2 separate regions of the Mus musculus genome follow, and region 2 is linked to region 1. Evidence: chromatin contacts called from ENCODE Hi-C or POLR2A ChIA-PET data. All regions are on one chromosome and are shown on one strand. Each heading gives the region's core, a stretch centred on a gene start or an enhancer-like site at or near the end of the contact. The rest is flanking DNA. Distances are from core to core; before and after follow the strand shown. Region 1 holds the start of Cldn12 (claudin 12). Region 2 holds the start of Gtpbp10 (GTP-binding protein 10 (putative)).

Evidence for each region. Hi-C counts contacts between places; a loop is a spot of excess contacts on that map. ChIA-PET counts read pairs that join two places held with the same protein, here RNA polymerase II (POLR2A).
Region 2: a loop to region 1 is called in a map of heart, with 6 times the contacts of the local background. The contact joins the promoter of Gtpbp10 here to the promoter of Cldn12 in region 1. A Hi-C loop is called at or near these places in 13 of 37 maps with a recorded cell type or tissue (T-helper 1 cell, adrenal gland, gastrocnemius and 2 more). POLR2A ChIA-PET finds 5 or more read pairs at or near these places in 3 of 5 experiments (Patski and embryonic stem cell).

The regions. Positions count from the first base shown.
Region 1 is chr5:5,513,699-5,516,268 of GRCm38, forward strand. Cldn12 (claudin 12) reads right to left here and starts at 1,278. Exons shown (of 4, transcript NM_022890.2): 1 at 1,067-1,278.
Region 2 is chr5:5,558,260-5,560,829 of GRCm38, forward strand. It overlaps Gtpbp10 (GTP-binding protein 10 (putative)), which reads right to left and starts at 1,282. Exons shown (of 10, transcript NM_153116.2): 1 at 1,174-1,282. The coding sequence starts at 1,206.

The DNA.
Region 1 (2,570 bases), core at 28-2,527:
ATCTAGTTCCTGCCTACCGTGTCATAAGGAGCACGGTGAAAGAAAGCACCATGCAGTTGCCTTGGAATGAAAAGAAATGCACTGTTTTCTAAAATGTTTAAAAGACGGTATTTACCATAAAACCAGACAAAACTAATCTGCTCTGTACAACCTAAAATTTGCAACTAGTATGTCCTTTTTAGTTTATGTTGTGTGGTATCTATCGTCCTTGGCTCAACCTGCCATTTGGTATGTTTTCATATCTCTAAAGAGGAGTGACTTCCTGTTGGAATACTAGTTAACTCAAACAGGTAGGATGAGTGAAAAACTCATAAACGCCTGGCAGCTTCCTGGATCCAGGCGTTTATCGCTGGCCCTATTACAGTAATTATGCAGGATGTGGCCTGGGTGCTGATTTCCATCGAGGTTCCCCACCTCCCATCTACGATTCTTGAGTTGTTATCAATCAAGATTGTTGCTTCGAAGTCAGAAGGGCTCGTTTTACAATCAATGACCCCAATCGGACCCCTGGGCAACCTTTGCCATGAGGTCACCTGGCATAGCAGTTCTGCAGTGAAGACTAGCCCCTTCGCAGAGCAGGGCAGTGTCGAGGGACAGCAGCAGCCAGATCGGCACGTCCGGGTGGGAGCCGCGTCCTCAGGAGACCCCGAGCGGCCGAGCCTGGCAAAGGGGGGGCGGCTGCGCCCAGCCAATGGCGTGAGCCCTCCCCGGGCGCACGCTCGCCGCTCGCCCACCCCTGCCCGGTGCGTGGGGAGAGCGAGCAGGTCAGCGTTACACAACCAGCGCCGTCAGCCGCTGGGTCCAAAATAGCAGCCAGCTCGCAGCTCGCAGCTCGCACCCCCGCCCGCCCCCAGCCCTCGGCTGCCCCGGCAACGCGGCTCCACACTCCTCGGAGGGGACGAAAACGTTGTAAACGCGGTACCAAATACCTCCTCGGCCACTTTTCCACGTCCACCCATGTGGGCAACCTTTCAAATGCCGACTCGCCGCCGCTTCGCCGTTTCACGCAACACCTTCAACTACTTGCAAAAGACTCGGAAACGGGAGCGTCCCTGACCACACCTACCGGCTCCTCACGGCTCGGGCATCCCGCTCACCCACTCCGAGCCGCGGCTCCTTGGTCTCCCTCCGCTGCCGCGGAAGTGCGTTCTGGCGAAGCCGCCCCGGAGGCTTCAGGGAACCAGTCAGGCTCTCCCCTGGCTCCGCTCGGGAATACCTTGGCTGCCGGGAACTACAGTTCCTAGCATCCATCGGGCCGCTGGCCGCGGGCCAATTCCTGAGACCACCTCCTTCTTCCGGGTCCCGCCTCCCTCGTTTCCTCTTGCACCTTATTAGGGATAGGTTTACGGCTTGCTTTAGAATGCTCTCAATCACACGCATGAGGGACAAATTTGAGATTCGTTTGGTTACTCAATCAAAAGTTGTTCATTAAGTGCAAAAAAAAAAAAAAAAAGGTCTAACTCCATAGCCACACAAATTTACAAGGGGCACTTTGCTTGTTACTTCTGGGGTTAACTATAGGCAAAAGATACCCTACTGCAGCAAAATTCCATACATAAAACTAATTATTAAGTATTCTAATTTGACTCTTCTACACATCAGCTATCCTCTCTCGTCTTCTCTGATATGTGCATCCTGTGCAGATAAATATGTCAAAGGACTCATACACAGTATTTAAGTTAAAAAGAGCAAAAATGATGCCTGTGAATTCCAGTTGATTCCATCGCACTATATACATACACACAAATAGAGAAACAAAAACTGTCGATGTTGACAACTCTTTTCTTTAATTATCTTTTTTTTTTCTTATTCACTTTATATCCTGAACACTGCCCCTATCCCCATCAACCCCCTCTCCTGAGTCGGGGAGCCCTCTCGACCCCCCAACCCTGGCACTTCAATTCTCTGTGAGGCTAGGCACTTCCTCTCCCACTGAGGCCAGACAAGGCTGCCCAGCCAGGTACGTAGCCCAAGTACAGGCAACAGCTTTGAGGTAGCTCCTACACCAGTTGTTTGGGGCCCACATATGAGCTGGAAGGCCTAGGTCCAGCCTGTGTTTGTTCTTTGGTTGGTGGTTCAGACTCTGAGAGCCCCAAGGGTCCAGGTTAGTTAACTCCATTGGTCTTCCTGTGGAGTTCCTATCTCCTTCAGGGCACAGCAATCCTTCCTCCTATTCTCCAGTAAGAGTCCCCAAGCTCTGGAGACTGTTTGGCTGTGGGTGTCTGCGTCTGTCTGAGTCAGCTTCTGATTGGAGTCTCTCAGAGAGCAACCATGCTAGGCTCCTGTCTGCAAACATAACAGAGTATCATTAATAGTGTCAGGGATTGTTGCTTGCCTATGGGATGGTCTTTGCTCCATCACCTGTGCCTGCATTCCTTGTAGACAAGATAAATTTTGGGTTGAAAGTTTTATGTGTGGATCGGTGTCTCTATCACTCCACCAGGGTTCCTGTCTCGCTACAGGAAGTAAGCTCTTCAGATTCCAAATCTCCATTGCTGTCACAGCTAAGGTCACCCCCATAGAATTCTTGGGCGCCTCCCATATCCCAGGCCTCTGTGATGACAAGTTTT
Region 2 (2,570 bases), core at 32-2,531, 45 kb after region 1:
TTTACTCAGAAACAGTCGTGACTTTGGGTTTTTACTGCTTCTGAAATAATAAAGTTTACAGTGCTGGATTCAAAGCCCTCACCGGATCTCACCGGGACAGCTGTCATTTGTTGGAGCCTTCCTGTTCTTTTCTGAGCTGCCCACTCTCCCTGCCACTCTATTCATGCTTTCTCCTCTGTTTAGATTATCATTTGTTCTTTCTATCATAAACCCATTTTCTGGTGTCAGTTTCAATGTATCCTCAAATACAACTAAACTATGGCTTATGGTTGTATGATCTGAGGCCTCCTTGGCCCATCACTCTCACTGACTGGCTTTTCAGGCTTCCTCGGACACTGGATTATATCCTCTGGTACTTTCCATTTAGTTTCCCTCACTAGGTAGGTAACTTCTTATAAAGCCAGTGTGTCATAATCCCAGGCTTTCAAATTACAGAGCAATCGTTTAAATTAATATTCACGTTTTTGGTAATCTGCAGTACTTTTGGGTATCAAAAAAATCTGTGGGTTTAAAAAAAAACAAAAACAAACTGAAGGTTGACCACCCTGAGATATTCCTGGTAAGGGCTTTTAAAGCTGTGTTCAGTATGTGACTTTTTCTTTATTTTCTAGATTTGTCATATTTATTAAGGACTCTCATTTATAATGGCTGTTCCTAACAACAGCTTATGTACATGACCTCTAGCTTTCACACACCGTTGCCAGTTAAGCTCACTGAGATTCTTTTTTAATTGAGCGGTTGGTTGCAGATTGTTATAAAAGTGGATTTTAAGACAGGCACTACATAAAAATTGACGTAAAATCTCTATATGAGGCACAGCAAACACACATTCTGACTTCCAGAAAAGTCTTCAGAAAGATATCAAAAGCAGTGTAAAGGAGGAGAAATGTATAAAAGCAGGTTATGGACTCTCTTTTAAACAATGAGAACCAAACCAAACAAACAAACAAGCCGGCACGTGCACCGCAATGCCGGGTCTAAACCGCAGGCAGGTCCCCAATTATCCTCTCACGTGCTTTGGGAACAATACAGGAATTCCCTAAAGCTGGACCCCAAACGGCCATCAGCGTGTCACTGAGACACAATCTTCTCCCAGGAGACGGGAACCGAGGAACGACAACCCAGGAGGAGAGCGGCGAAGACACCAAAGCTGGGGAGACCCCCGTCACGAACCTTTCTCAACAAAGCGCAACCGCAGCGCACCATGAGCTCCAAGGGGCAGGACTCCCGCCCGCAGAATCCGGACAAACTTCGGTCGGGCGCGCGTACTGACGTCACTACTGGTCGCAGAGGTGACGTCTCAGCGGATCCGCGCCTGCGTGCTGCATCGCGCTCGAGGAAGGTGGGCGTGTGCTTTGGACGCCTCTGGGTGCAGGAAGGAGAGTGCAGAGCCCAGATTCGTCTAAGTTGTGTGCAAGGGGAAGCAGGGCTCCGGGCAGGAGTCTCTGGAGTTGACGCTTTGAACGCTATGCGCTGGAGACTGGCCTGCCTCACAAACATTTTTATGGTAGCTGAAGAACCTGAGGTGCCAGGATTTTCTCACGATGAAAGACCCCTCCAACAGACACACTTGTACAAAACACCGAGAGCTCTAAAAGACTGCTGGATGATGGCTTGAGCAATTTTTCTAGCCAAGGCTTAAACTTCAGGAACCAGTCACTTAAAACTTGTAGCACAGAAGTATTGAAAGAAGTGTGACGATCTAGATTTTTACAAAGGATGATGTGTGCAGTGGAGGCAAACAGAAACCCCAACCTGGACTCAGCCGAGAGTTTTCACCTTTCATTTGAAGGCTGTCCTTGTGAGAACACGAGAGATTACATTCCAGCTTGGAGAGGAAGCTTCAGAAAAAGATCACTGAATGGCAGGCCCATTTCGCCAATCTTTCTGCCAAGTCTTTAAGTGAAAAAGGCACACGAGCGTACTAGAGGGGTCTCCCTTCACTGCTCATTTATTATTTTCTATCATTAGAATTATTAGGTTTAGAATCCTTGGCGAAATGTGACTCAGTCATGGTCACTGGCCAGGGCAGTGCAGCTGAGAGTAACCTTAAGGAATTGTTATGTTCCGTTTTTCAGTATGAGGTTGATTTAAAGTTAGTTACAGATAGCCCGAGGTCCTGCGCCTCTAAGGCCGCTTTCCTAGCTGGAACCTGGCAAAGGCTAGTCTTGAAACTCTGAAAATTGCAGTTACGGGCATTCTGCTACATGCCTGAGTCCTAGACTAGAAAACAGGACTCCAATTCATTTAGATAAGGTTCTGCATCCTAAACAATAGGATGGGGAATTTGGGAAAGGAGCGAGTCCTATTTGGAAGTACACAGTGTGGAAACTACTGCTCAGTCTAGATTAGTTTACTGTTCCTGGACTTTGAAGCTGTCATTTTCATTTAGATGTTTGGTTGGTTGGTTCTAGCCTCTGTAGATTAACATTAAATATTGACCCAAATGTCAGATGTTAGCCTCAATAAATATACTTACTATTTTAAAAACCAGAATATTAAGTTGCTGTTATCATACTTTTCCTGTTAAATCTAGAAAATGTGCTGCCATTTAAATTATGCCAAAATGT